Linked DNA regions of Homo sapiens: regions 2 and 3 are each linked to region 1. A link is a contact called in ENCODE Hi-C or POLR2A ChIA-PET data. All regions are on one chromosome and are shown on one strand. The core of a region is the stretch at or near the end of the contact, and the rest is flanking DNA. Distances in the headings are between cores, read along the strand shown. Region 1 has its middle 12 kb from the start of SLC4A1. Region 2 holds the start of ASB16 (ankyrin repeat and SOCS box containing 16). Region 3 holds the start of ASB16-AS1 (ASB16 antisense RNA 1).

Evidence for each region. Hi-C counts contacts between places; a loop is a spot of excess contacts on that map. ChIA-PET counts read pairs that join two places held with the same protein, here RNA polymerase II (POLR2A). Pooled maps may share reads with other maps.
Region 2: a loop to region 1 is called in a pooled map, with 2.0 times the contacts of the local background. The contact joins the promoter of ASB16 here to the enhancer-like site in region 1. A Hi-C loop is called at or near these places in 1 of 50 pooled maps. POLR2A ChIA-PET finds 5 or more read pairs at or near these places in 4 of 52 experiments (PC-3, T-cell, WTC11 and 1 more).
Region 3: a loop to region 1 is called in a pooled map, with 5 times the contacts of the local background. The contact joins the promoter of ASB16-AS1 here to the enhancer-like site in region 1. A Hi-C loop is called at or near these places in 2 of 37 single-sample maps with no recorded cell type and 3 of 50 pooled maps. POLR2A ChIA-PET finds 5 or more read pairs at or near these places in 4 of 52 experiments (Caco-2, HEK293 and WTC11).

Annotation. Positions count from the first base shown.
Region 1 is chr17:44,277,396-44,282,071 of GRCh38, reverse strand. No RefSeq gene overlaps it. Among named protein-coding and RNA genes, the nearest start is that of SLC4A1, 12 kb to the right of the region's middle. RefSeq lists a cis regulatory region at 185-478 and an enhancer at 1,218-1,888. Within about 2 kb of position 2,296, at least 20 of the 41 ENCODE cell types and tissues checked have a DNase peak (open chromatin) inside an H3K27ac peak, as active enhancers do.
Region 2 is chr17:44,168,898-44,173,573 of GRCh38, reverse strand. ASB16 (ankyrin repeat and SOCS box containing 16) reads right to left here and starts at 2,870. Exons shown (of 5, transcript NM_080863.5): 1 at 2,484-2,870; 2 at 1,261-1,528. The coding sequence starts at 2,784.
Region 3 is chr17:44,183,888-44,188,563 of GRCh38, reverse strand. It overlaps ASB16-AS1 (ASB16 antisense RNA 1), which reads left to right and starts at 1,847. Exons shown (of 3, transcript NR_049730.1): 1 at 1,847-1,999. It overlaps TMUB2 (transmembrane and ubiquitin like domain containing 2), which reads right to left and starts at 1,592. Exons shown (of 4, transcript NM_001076674.3): 1 at 1,455-1,592; 2 at 821-888. The coding sequence starts at 855. RefSeq lists an enhancer at 1,734-2,268.

The sequences.
Region 1 (4,676 bases), core at 1,047-3,546:
TTTTAGTAGAGATGGGGTTTCACCATGTTGGCCAGGCTGGTCTCGAACTCCTGACCTCAGGTGATCCACCCACCTTGGTCTCCCAAAGTGCTGGGATTACAGGCGTGAGCCACTATGCCTGGCCATAAGGATGAAGAACTTGACTTTAGAGACCTCTGGGAACTTATTCAAGGTCGCACAACTAGTAAGACACCAGACCCTCTCAAAGCCATTGGCTTAACTGCTCCCCTACCTGCCCTGCCAAACACACACAGTGGGGGACACACCCATAGCCCTGGCCCTGTGACAGACCCTGCCATCAGCTGTCAGGTGGAGGCCCCAAACATCTGGCTTAGCAGATAGGACAGACCAAGAAGGGCTGGAGCTGCTCCCCAAGGGAGGCTTGGCCCTTTTCTGGGGGAACTATCTGTTCCCTCCTCCAGGACTAACACAGACAGAGTTTTTCCAGCAAGGAAGGGGCCCTCATGGGCTTGGATGGGAGGCCAGGACTGAGAAGAGGAGCTACCTGCCCTGAGGAAGGTTGGGTCAGCCATCGAGAGGCACCAGGAACCAGGGGATTTGTAGGGGAAAAAAGACAGGGGCAAGCCAGAGGGAAGATGGGAGCTGATCGCCCACAATGCCATCCTCACCCCCTTGGGTACACCAGCCGCTGCCTTGTCATACAGACATACCCTAGGACACGCAGGCATATTGGGCACAGATGCAAGAGAGACTTTCCCTTTACCTCCACCCACCCCCCTGCTCCCCCTTCCATTGTCCAGCCCAGGCCTAGCCAGGAGTATGGGTGGTCCAGTTACTTGCTGCTGTTTTGGGTTAATGTGGATTCACAGCTGCAGTGATTCTTTTTATTTATTTATTTATTTATTTATTTATTTATTTTCAGACGGACTCTTGCTCTGCCGCCCAGGCTGGAGTGCAGTGGTGCCATCTCAGCTCACTGTAATTTCCGCCTCCTGGGTTTAAGCAATTCTCCTGCCTCAGCCTCCAGAGTAGCTGGGATTACAGGTGTGTGCCACCACGCCCGGCTAATTTTTTTGTATTTTTAGTAAAGACTGGGTTTCACCATGTTGGCCAGGCTGGTTTCGAACTCCCGACTTCAAGTGACCTGCCCACCTCAGCCTCCCAAAGTGCTAGGATTACAGGTGTGAGCCACTGCAACTGGCCCGTGATTCATATTTTAACAGTGTTTGGTTGGCTTTAAATAAAGTGCATAGCAGGGGTGGGGGAACCCCTCCTTAATGCTGGGGTTCCTTTCACACAGCCAGTGTTGTCCAGGGGAGCCCAAGTGCACCCTTCTAGACACAGCGCCTCCCTACCCTGGCTCCAAGCATCAGGGGCCCTCTGATGGCACCTGGGATGCTGCCTGGGGCTGACCCTCGACCTCTACCTTTACCCCACAGCAGAGGAGGTTGTTCTGTGGTTCCGGGTATTTCAAAGGGTCACGCCTTGGTCGGGGCTGGGGCAGTGCAGAGGCAGCTTCCCCAGCAGTGACCACAGGCAGTCAGCCTCCATCACCCTTTGTTCTGAGCCACTGTGTGCCTGCTGCCCTGAAAGCAGAGGGTGACTGAGTCACAGGTGGGTCCTCAGGACCTAGCAGAAGGGGAGGCATGCATGGCGGAGGTCCGACGGGCTTCAGGAGAGAGGAGAGGAAGGCCAGTCGTCCACGCCAGGTCCAAGTCGAAGAAGGAGTGGAAGCTGGACTGCAGAGAGGCCTGAGCTCAATTTTAAAGTGAATGAAGCTAAGGGAGTGCGCAGAGACAGGACCAGTAGGGCAGGCTGGGGACGGAGAGCAAGTTCACAGCAGGGGCCAGGTCAGAAGGAGGAACTTGAACTTTATCCTGAGGCCACATGGAACAGCTGGAAGGGTCAGAAGTGGGAGGGAGCCAGGAGTGCAGGGTCAGGGGAAGGAAGAGGGGGCCGCCGGCCATAGGTCCTCCTCCACAGGGCTCCCCAGCATAGATTCCCCCCAGACATAGGATAGGTACTCTCCCTACGCGGGTCTCACGCCCTGCAGGTTCTCTGCACCTGCATGCAGGCCCTTCCAGGCGCCCCCCTACGCCAGGCCTGCGTCCCGGCCACCTAAGCCTGAGTAGACAGAGCTGAGGTCTTCAGCCACCGACTTCAATGACGTAGTGAATCAGGGCTGGGAACCAAGGCCGTCCCCGCCCTACCCAGCCAGCCCTACAGGCCAAGGTCAGTCTTAGTCGGCTGTGGTTTCCGGTCTGCTGCTGCCCCGCCAGAGCCTGGCTCCCTCCAGCTGGTTTGACCTCAAAATCTCACCGACTGAGAAGAGCCATTTCCTGGAGAGTTTCCCCTCCCTACCCCCATCCCAAGTTTCAGTGTGTGAATCCCCAGTCCCAATCCAGCTCTGCTGCTTATGAGCTGTGTGACCTCGGGGAATTTACTTCACCTCTCTGTACCCTACTTTCTTCAAGTTTTAGGAAGATTGAGTACAGGCTGACAGTAAAGACAGCACCCCTTATTGAGGATGGTCTTTGTGATGTGTGATTAAGTCTTTTGTATGGATGAGGAAGTTGAGGGTCAGATGTTGCTAGTTGGGGAGAGCCCAGATTTCAGCCTCTCATCCTGGGCTGGGGCTTTTTCCAAGACTAAACTCTCCTTATTTATTTTTTATTTTATTTTTATTTTTTTGAGATGGAGTTTCACTCTCATCGCCCAGGCTGCAGTGCAATGGTGCAACCTTGGCTCACCGCAACCTCTGCCTCCCAGGTTTAAGCGATTCTCCTGCCTCAGTCTCCCGAGTAGCTGGGATTGCAGGTGCCTGCCACCGAGCCTAGCTAATTTTTGTATTTTAGTAGAGACAGGATTTTGCGATGTTAGCCATGCTGGTCTCAAGCTCCTGACCTCAGGTGATCCACTCGCCTTAGCCTCCAAAAATGCTGGGATTACAGGCATGAGTCACTGCGTCTAGCCTCCTTTTTTTTATTTTAATTTTTGTGGGTACATAGTAATTGTATATATTTATGGGGTACATGTAAGGGGTACATGAGGTGTTTTGACACAGGCATGCAATGTGAAATAAGCACATCATGGAGAATGGGGTATCCATCCCCTCAAGCATCTAAACACTCTTTGATGACCCTTGTGTGAGCTGGTGTTTTTGTTTTTGTTTTGAGACAAGGTCTTGCTCTGTCACCCAGGCCAGAGTGCAGTGGCATGATCATGGCTCACTGCACCCTAGACCTCCTGGGCCCAGGCGATCCTCCTGCCTCAGCCTCCTTAGTAGCTGGGACTACAGGCATGCACCACCCCACCTGGCTAATTTTTATATTTTTTTGTAGAAATGGGGTTTCACCATGTTGCCCAATCTGGTCTTAAACTCCTGGGCTCAAGCAATCCACCCGCCGGGGCCTCCCAAAGTGCTGGGCTGGGATTACAGGCATGAGCCACCATGCCCGACCGTGTGAGCAGGTGTTGAACGAATAAAGGAATAGTAACTGCTGGTTGACTTGGTCATTTTGAACCCCTGGGTCTCTGGAAACTTGTGAGCCATCTGAGGGCAGCTCTATCCACCCGTGGGCTGATTTTCACCCCTGGGGACAGAGACTAGACAGTGGGATTAGTAATGGTTAGAGGGTACCTAAAAGGATGGGAAGATGCAGGCCAGGATGGGAATTAGAGGTGACCTGGGAGGTCAGCACTACAGGGTACAGGAATGACGCTGTCAAATTTTCTCCATCAGAGGGTTCCACCCATCCTTCAAGGTGTCTCTTCCTTGAAGCCTTCCCTGACCACTTCATTCTCTTGTTTAATAATTCCTGGGACATGAGAAGCTACAGCTCAGCCCCTGTGAGCTGACTGTACCCTGTGACTGCATGTGACACAGTCTGACCATTATGCAGCATCAAATCATTTCTGGAGAGCTTGCCAATACATTAGCTCACTTAACCCTCTTAACAGCCCTGGGACGGAGGAGTTACGTGTTTATCACCTCGGTTCTAAGGTCCAGAGAAGTTTGAATGTCTTGCTCACAGGAGCATTGGCTGAGACTCAAGTTTAGGCTCCCTGGTTCCAAATCACATACATTCTGTTCATTACAGCACTTTACCTGAGGTTGAGGCTGCCTCTGCGTTCTGGGTGCTTACTTAAAACTCGAAGTTTCCTAGCAGCCAAGGTAAAAAGGGAAACCTGATGACTTAGATGGCCCTTCTCTGTCTGAAATAAAGAAACCTATCAGTTCATCTGGAGTTTCAGACAGTATCCGGTACTTACTTCCAGCAGGATTGATTTCATGGATTCTGTGTGACATCCTCACCCATTGATTTGCAGGAAGGTATTATGTTGATCCCATTAGAGGCTATAGGAATGATATTAGTGAGAACTTGGGGTGGAATTTCCCGGGGAAATTGCACTAAGAGATTCCAGGTGATTGCCTCCTGCCTTCTTTTCTTTTCTTTTTTTTTTTTTTTTAATAGAGATGGGGGTCTCCCTATGTTGTCCAGGTTGGTCTCGAACTCCTGAGCTCAAGGAATCCTGCTGCCTCAGCCTCCCAAAGTGCTGGGAATTACAGGCATGAGCCACCGCACCCAGCCATGTTTCCTGGCATCTAACTTGATCCAGGGTGCAGCTGAGACATCAGGGGAGCCAGCATGTGAAGTGGAAAGAGTTGAAAGAGTGCTGGAGCCACAGAGAGCAAGGTTCAAATCTTGGCCCTA
Region 2 (4,676 bases), core at 1,621-4,120, 110 kb after region 1:
CTAGAGGCTCATGCCACCATACCCGGCTAGTTTTTATTTTTAGTAGAGACAAAAACCTCACTTACGTTGCCCAAACTATTCTCAAACTCCTGGACTCAAGCAATCCTCCTGCCTCCGCCTCCAAAAGTGTTGGGATTACAGGTGTGAGCCACTGAATCTGGCCCATAGGTCTTTTTTTTTTTGAGATGGAGTCTCAACTGTTGCAGGGGCTAGTGTGTAGTGGCACAATCTCGGTTCACTGCAACCTCTGCATCCCGGGTTCAAGCGATTCTCCTGCCTCAGCCTCCCGAGTAGCTAGGATTACAGGCGCCAGCCACCATGCCCAGCCTGGCTAATTTTTTGTATTTTTAATAGAGACGGGGTTTCACTATGTTGGCCAGGCTGGTCTTGAACTCCTGAACTCGTGATCCACCCGCCTCAGCCTCCCAAAGTGCTGGGATTACAGGCGTGAGCCATGGCGCCCGGCTTTTTTTTTTTTTTTTTTTTTTTTAAGACAGTCTCGCTGGAGTGCAGTGGCAGAATCTCGGCTCACTGCAACCTCTGCCTCCCGGGTTCAAGCGATTCTTGTGCCTCGACCTACTAGTAGCTGGAATTACAGGTGTGAGCCACCACACCTGGCCAGATCTTTCTTAATACCTCAAAACAACTAGGAATTTGGGCTGGGCATGGTGGCTCACGCCTGTAATCCCAGCACTTTGGGAGGCCAAGGTGGGTGGATCACTTGAGGACAGGAGTTCAAGACCAGCCTGGCCAACATGGCAAAACCCCATCTCCACTAGAAATGCAAAACCTAGCCAGGTGTGGTGGCACACACCTGTAATTCCAGCTACTTGGGAGGCTGAGGCATTTGAACCCAGGAGGCAGAGGTTGCAGTGAGCTGAGACCACGCCACTGCACTACAGCCTGGGCAACAGAGCAAGACTTCGTCTCAAAAAACAAAAAAAAACAGCTAGGTTTGGCTACAAAGGATTCACAGGGTATTGGAGACTGCAGTTGGAACAGAGTTTTCCCAAAAAGCAACAGGGCTTCTGCCTCCTGGGCTTAGCAGATGTGACCTTGGACAAGTTACTAAGCCTTTCTGAGCTTCATTTTTCTCATCTGTAGGATGAGGTGTCTCCAGGTTATTGTGAAGATGTGTATATGCGGTGCTTTATGAACCACAAAGCTGCATGTGGTTGTCAGGTTCCCTCTTCTGGCCTTGTGAGCTGGAGACACACACACACATTTCTCCCCAAACTGTCTCAGCCCCCAGGCACCTACTGCAAGGACTCGGGGATCGTGCAGAGGTGCAAAGGAGTCGTGCCCTCCTCAGTCAGCACATTAGCCTTGGCTCCGAAGGTCAGCAGCAGCCGCACACAGTCAAACTGGGCTCGGGCACAGGCCTCATGCAAGGCAGCGCGACCCCCGACACGGGCATCCAGCTCAGCTCCCTGCCGGATCAGGTGTCGAGCACAGTCTGTGTAGCCTCGGGCTGTAGCGATGGCGAGGGGTGCCGTCTGCTTGGTCTTGGGGGTCAGCACCCAGAACCCTAGGGAGAGCAAATAGTTTTGGGAGGTGGTGTATAAGACAGGGCAGGGCAGGGAGTGGGGATGCTGGTTCCAGCTGACAGCTGACACTGGCCTTCCCTCTGCATGGTTTGCTGAGCACAAACACTGCCAGGCTGTACCTGTGGAAGGGGGCTTATTCAAGTCCTGAAGTGGAAGAATAAATTGGAACAGCCTTTTAATACAGCTTATCAATCTGTAACAAAACATAGTATGTGTCATAAAAAAATTAATTGCTGTATAAAACCACAGGGGCCAACTAAGTAGAGTGACTCCCATTAAGGAAATCTCAGCGTCTTTGAATGGCTAATAGTGTCAAAGGCTTGTTCACCTTGGGGCCTGGGGTGGTGGCTCACACCTGTAATCCTAGCACTTTGGGAGGCCAAGGCGGGATGATCACTTGACCTCAGGAGTTCGAGATGAGCCTGGGCAACATAGTGAGACCTTGTCTCTTTTTTTTTTTTTTTTAGGCAGGGTCTCGCTCTGTCCCCCAGGCTGGAATGCAGTGGCGCTATCTTGGCTCACTGCAAGCTCCGCCTCCCGGGTTTAAGTGATTCTTCTGCCTCAGCTGCTGAGTAGCTGGGATTACAGGTGCGCACCACCATGCCCGGCTAATTTTTCTATTTTTAGTAGAGATGGGGTTTTACCATGTTGGTCAGGCTGGTCTCAAACTTCTGACTTCGTGATCCGCCTGCCTTGGCCTCCCAAAGTGCTGGGATTACAGGCGTGAGCCACTGTGCCCGGTCAACTTTTAATTCTTAAAAGACATACAGACTGCTAACCCTGCCTCATCTCTGTTTAGGAGGGAGCTAGGATAGGTGGTGGAAAGGGCTGCTATAGTCTGTGGTCTGCAGGGAAGGAGGGGCCTAGACTCTCCCCCTTCCCCACCCACTCCCCTTCTTTCTCCCTCCTCTTCTGCCCTCTTCTGGTGCCCCCTACCCTGTTCAGCCGACCAGGCCAGCTGGTTGCTCACAGTCTCCACAATCATGTTGGCGGCCTCTTCATCTTGGAACAGGGCTTGGACCTGCTGCAGGTTGCCGGAGAAGAGGGCTTGGTGGACAGCTGGGTCTCGGCAGGAACGGTGAGGCCTAGTGAGTCGGGCCCGGGGACTTGACGGGCACCTGCGGCTCCGGCACTGCTGGGCAGCCGCCCGCCGCCGGTCCTCCCATTCCAGCCACTCCTGCTGCAGGCGGAGAGAGCGCAGCATGGAGGAGGTGAAGGGGAAGGTCTCTCTTGCCATGGATGGGGCCCAGGGGTTTGGGCAGTGGCACCTGGGCAGAGCCAGGTTCCCTCGACCCGACTACCTCCCTTGCTCTGAGGAGCCACCCTGCCCCCGCCACCGTGAGCCAGAGAAAGCAGCAGCTGAGGCTATAAATAGGTCCTTTGCTGCTCTGGTAAACATGGTTTGCTCAGAGTCATGATCCTGGTGCTGAGAAGCTGCTGGCCCAACCCCCAGCCCAGGGTGAGGGCCAGCCCCTGCCCCTGCCGATACCCTTTGGTTGGTCAGCAGGCCCTCAGCTGAGGCCACCCCCGAACCCCAGCATCTGCATCCACCTTCATCTCTAGAGCGAGCATCTTGGGTTGGCAAGGTCCAGGGTGCGCAAAAAGGTCAGTCATGGAGATGGGCAGGGCTGGGAGGAAGACAAGGTGCCTCCAGCCTCTCTGATGTTGGCTGGAGGGCAGGAGCCACCATTGGCCCACGTGGAGGAGAGAGGGCTGACCTCAGCACAGGAGGTAAGGGGAGGTCAAGGCAGAGTTACTGAGAAGGTGAGCAGCTCTTCCCAGCATCTGCAGTAACAGCAATAACTCTGTACATATGCACAGAGTTTCACGGTGTTTAAATCACATTCATATCCACCTTCACCCAGGGGATCATACTTCCCAGCCCACCCAATAATTAGTAAACTTGGTTTGGACAATAAATGAAATTATCACAGTTGAATGCCCCTGAGATGGGTGGTCTTATCTCTGTTTTACAGATGAGGAATTTAAGGCTTAACAAAGTAATCTACTGGCTCAAGGTCACAGTTTGTGAGAGGCAGAGCCAGGACCCCACATAGATGGTGTGCTTTGGGCCAAGAATGGTGGCTCATGCCTGTAATCCTAGCACTTTGGGAGGCCAAGACAGGAGGATTGCTTGAGCCTAGGAGTTTGAGACAATCCTGGGCAACACAGTGAGACCTATATCTTTTTTTTTTTTTTTTTTTTTTTTGAGACAGAGTCTCACCCTGTCTCCCATGCTGGAGTGCAATGGCACGATCTTGGCTCACTGCAACCTCCGCCTCCCGGGCTCAAACGATTCTCTTGCCTCAGCCTCCTGAGTAGCTGGGATTATAGGCACCCGCCACCATGCCCAGCTAAATTTTGTATTTTTAGTAGAGATTTAATTTAGGGTTTCACCATGTTGGCCAGGCTGGTCTCGAACTCCTGACCTCGTGGTCTGCCCGCCTCGGCCTCCCAAAGTGCTAGGATTATAGGCGTGAGCCACCACCCCCTGCCTCTCCATCTCTTAAAAAAAGAAGAAAAAAAAAAAAAGATGGTACACTTTTTGCCTTCAGCTGCTGCAGCCACCTGGCAGCCTCCCCCATTCTCCAAGCAGGACAGACTAGTCTGTAGAAACTGCCTTCAATCATCCTTTTTTTTTTTTTCTCATGGTGTCACCCAGTCTGGAGTGCAGTGGGGTGATCTCGGCTCACTGAAACCTCCGTTTCCTGGGGTTCAAGTGATTCTCCTGCCTTAGCTGCCTGAGTAGCTGGGATTATAGGTGCATGCCACCATGCCCAGCTGATTTTTGTATTTTTATTTATTATTATTTTTTTTTTGAGATGGAGTCTCGCTCTGTCACCCAGGCTGGAGTGCAGTGGCGCGACCTCGGCTCACTGCAAGCTCCGCCTCCCGGGTTCACGCCATTCTCCTGCCTCAGCCTCCCGAGTAGCTGGGACCACAGGCGCCTGCCACCACACCTGGCTAATTTTTTGTATTTTTAGTAGAGACAAGGTTTCGCCGTATTAGCCAAGAATAGGATGGTTTCGATCTCCTGACCTCGTGATCCGCCCGCCTCGGCCTCCCAAAGTGCTGGGATCACAGGCGTGAGCCACCGCGCCCGGCCGATTTTTGTATTTTTAGTAGTCG
Region 3 (4,676 bases), core at 598-3,097, 93 kb after region 1:
CCTGGAAGCACTGTTTAGCCATCCCTGCCAGATTGTCTCATTTGAGCCTATTTCATTCCTGGTCACAGATCCAGGCTGCCAGATGTCAAGAGCCAAAGAAAACTGACCTACCATCAAAAGCAGAGTCAGACAAATCTAAAACGATAACTCTGTAGGGACCGCGGGCAGATACTATGCAGCAGACATTATGTGCCGCCTCTGAAACTTCTGGCAAGCCCTGGGGAGCAACTTGGGACAGACACCAGAAGCACCACCTTCCTGGGTCACCATGGGCCCACTCCTGCAATGACCACTCCCCAAGTGGAGTGATTTGAAAAAGATTCCATAACAGCTCTCACAATCCATATCTCAGTCTCTCTTCTTTCACTGTGAAGGTTCTGCTGCTGCAGTTTCTTAGAAAGGCAGGAAGGGTCCCTGCTTGCTCCTTGGAGTACCTACTATTTCCCTTGGAGAATCTGCTGCTTTCACAGCTGTCCCTGGGCAAATCCAGTCTGGTGATTACCATTATCAGACTATTCTCACAGCACCTATAAAACTTCATTATACTTATGTACCTGTCCATCTTTCTATTAGACTCCTGGTAGACAAGGATCGTATGTATTTCTCTTGGTACTGAAGTGTCCAATATAATGCCCCAGTAGTTGCTCAAAGAATTATCTGTGGAACACATCAACATCCTTATTTAATATACCGGCCCTGGAGTTAGAAAAACAACTAATTATAACCCCAGTCTTGCGTCTTACTAGCTATAACACCTCAGACAACTTTCTCAGAGCCTCAGCTTTCTCATCAGTAAAATGGGGTTAAAAACAGTACCTACCTCATGAGGTTGTTTTGAAGATGACGTGAAATCATCGAAGCAAAATACTTGGCACAGTGCCTGGCACACTGCAAATTGCAATTGCTTAATAACGGTAGTAATTATTTATCACAACCACAACTAACCCCTGATGGTAAGAAGGTTAATGTTATTAACCATGATTTACAGGAAAAGAAACTGCGGCAAAGAAAGACGAAAACGATTGGCACAGACACAGGGAACTCTCGTGGGGAGGGGCCCGGCAGGACCCCAGGTGTCCGGCCTCAGGGGTCTTTGCTCTGTCCCTCAGCCTGTGATCTACCCTGTCCGTACCGTGACCGCACGGTGAGGAGGGGTCCCGCACCCTTTTTCTGAGGCGAAGGTTCCGCTTTTGGATGGTCCTATTCCCTCGGCGTTGGACTGGGGTCCATGGGCCCACCCGAACCGAAGGGCTGCCTGGCCCCAGCCTCCGTGATAAGACCAGTTGTCCCGGCCAGTGAGGAGTAGGGTCGGCTAAGGGGGTCACAAACCGTCCACACCCCTCAAACTTCGGGGCGGGGCTGGGGAACTGGGGGCGGGGCTTCAGGACGCGAGGAGTCATGGGAAATTAAAGGGGGATTGGACCGGCACTGTGCCTGGATGGGGAAGTCCTCACCTGAAAAGACCAGACTAAATGTTTTGACCTCGCCAGGACGGCCCCTGGACTCGTCTTTCCGTAGGGGTCGGGAAAAGGGCTGGCAATCTGCGATTCTGTTCAGGGTCCGGTCTCTTCCGGCTTCTCCCGGAAGCTGTTATACCAGGGACAGGAAGTCCCGCCTCCGCGCCTTGCACTGATGACGCGAAGCTGCGTAAGACGGGCTGACGTAAAAGGTATTCTTTAAATAAAAGGGACAGGTTTCTCAGCGGAAGGAGGGGTGGAGTCATTGTTGGCGGGATTGCGGCCCTCCCAGAGCGGGGCCACGCCTGGTGGGCGGGGCCTTAGGCAATCCAGGGTGAGAGGCGGGGCCAGGGGGGAGGAGTTAGCGCGGAGGTACTTGGGAAAGGGGCGTGGCTTCGCGACTGCGGAAGGTTGCCCGGGCTGGCGCCGCTGGGCAGAGCCGGTGCGACGTTTCCCTTTCCAGCTTTGTTCTTCCGGCCCTGCTGTCTGCCTCCCCGGCTGATTGGATTCGTTACTGCTTTGCAACGCGCACCTAACTCCAGGTTAGCGGGGATTAGTAAGAACTCAGCTCTGGGCCAGTCGGGAAGACAGATAAGGAGACCAGTTAGTCAGCATCCAGTGCTTGAAGAGTGCGGCCCCAGGTAGTGTGGGACCCGGAGAAAGAAGGCGGGAAAGCATTTCAAAGAAGGCACAGATTCGGCGCAGGCTTAGGACACAAAAAGGGGGAAAAGTCCAGCTTTCAAGAACTTATCCAGATTTTTGCAGTTAAAATTTTTTCTTTTTTGAGACGGGAGTTCCGCTCTTGTTGCCCAGGCTGGAGTGCAATGGCGCGATCTCGGCTCACTGCAACCTCCGCCCCCCCGGGTTCAAGCGATTCTTTTGCCTCAGCCTGCCGAGTAGCTGGGATTACAGGCATGCGCCACCACGCCCCGCTAATTTTGTATTTTAGTAGAGACAGGGTTTCTCCATGTTGGTCAGGCTGGTCTCGAACTCCCGACCTCAGGTGATCCGCCCCCGTCTCGGCCTCCCAAAGTGCTGGCATTACAGGCGTGAGCTACCGCGCTCGGCCGCAATTAAAATTTTTTCTAAAAACTTACTGTGGCCGGGGGGAGTGGCTTACTCTTGTAATCCCACCGCTTTGGGAGGCAGAGGTGGGAGGATCGCTTGAGCTCAGGAGTTCGAGGCTGCAGTGAGCTATGATCTGAGCCACTGCATTGCACCCGACAGGGAGGCCTTGTCTCCAAAAAAAAAAAAAAAAGCGCTGGAGTTTGGGGTTTTGGAGAACTACTGATTAAAGGATAAATAATCCAGACAGGGGCAAACATAAGCAAAAAGCTCGGTGGCTTCTACCAACTGAACACTGGCAGAAGTAGCACTTAGATCAAGAAATAGATAATTAGGACTGGCGCGGTGGCTCACGCCTGTAATCCCAACACGTTAGGAGGCTAAGGCAGGCGGATCACAAGGTCAGGAGTTCAAGACCAGCCTGGGTAACATGGTGAAATCCCGTCTCTACTAAAAATACAAAAATTAGCCGGGCGTGGTGGCGCACGCCTGTAATCCTGGCTACTCAGAAGGCTGAGGCAGGAGAATGGCTTGAACCTGGGAGGCGGAGGTTGCAGTGAGCTGAGATGGAGCCACTGCACGCCAGCTGGGGTGACAGAGCGAGACTCTGTCTCAGGAAAAAAAAAAAAAAGAAAGAATTACCCCAGAATCTCCCCCTTCATGTCTTCTTCTAGCCATTAACCTCCAAAGAGTAATCACTATTCTGACGTCTGTCACCATACATTAGTTTTTCCTGTTTTTGTACTTGCTATAAATGGAATCCAACTGTGTATCCTCTTCGGTGTCTAGCTTCTTTTTTGTAAGTCCTTTCATTGTGGTAAAATAAACATAGCTAGGCACAGTGGCATGCACCTGTAGTCCCAGCTACTCTGAAGGCTGACTCAGCAGTGTCACTTGAGCCCAGGAGTTAAAGGCCAGCCTGGGCAACACAGGGAGACCTCTATCTCTAAAGATAAATATATACATATACGTAACATAAAACTTAAAACCATTTTAACTATTTTTAAGTTTGCAATTCAGTGGCATTAAGTACATTCACAAAGCCGGGCACAGTGGCTCATACTTGTAATCCCAGCACTTTGGGAGGCTGAGGCAGGAGGATCCCTTGAGCCAGGAGTTCAAGACCAGCCTGGGCAATATGGTGAGACCCCCATCTCTAAAAAAAAATTAATTAGCTGGGCATGGTGGCGTGTGCCTGTGGTCCCAGCTACTCAGGAGGCTGAAGTGGGATGATTGACCCTAGGAGGTTAAGGCTGCAGTGAGCCATGAGCCAGCTACTCAGGAGGCTGAGGTGGGATGATTGCTTGACCCTAGGGTCAAGATTGCAGAGAGCTGTGATCGCGCCACTATGCTCCAACCTGGGAGACAGAGTGAGACTCCGTCTCAAAATAAAAAAAAATGTAAAGGAAAATAATTGTCTTCAGCTGAGCATGGTGGCTCTAGAGTGTAATTGCAGCACTTGGGGAGGCTAAGGTGGGAGGATCACTTGAGTCCAGGAGTTTGAAACCAGCATGGGCAACATTGCGAGACCCTGTCGCTACAAAAAATTTAAAAATTAGCCAGGCCTGGCGGTGTGTGCCTGTAGTCCCAGCTACTTGGGAGGCTGAGGTGGGAGAATCATTGGAGCCTAGGAGGTCAAGGCTACAGTGAGCTGTGATTGCGTCACTGCACTCCAGCCTGGCATACAGAAAGACCCCGTTTCAATCAATCAATAAAAACCACTCTGGGAGATCTTCCCAAGGCAGTACACATGCTGGTCACTTGGAATCCCTCCCTAGTTCTTTCCTGCCATGGGTAATATGGATTTGTCTAACCACTCCAACATGAGTTGTTGCAAGCAACGCTGAGAGGAATATTCCTGTATGTAGCCTGCCTTTTGTGTAACTGGGAACAGTGTTTAAGGAAGTGGCCAAATTGCCCCCAAAGAGGCGATTTGTCCACCAACAGGATTTGCACACCTGGCCTTGTATCCTGATTTTTTTTTTTTTTTTTTTGGAGACGAGTTTTGCTGTCACCCAGGCTGGAGTGCAGTGGGAGATCTCAGCTCACTGCAACTTCCGCCTCCCAGGTTCAAGTGATTCTCCTGCCTCAACCTACTGAATAGCTGGGAGTATATGTGTGTGCCACCACACCTGGCTAATTTTTGTATTTTTA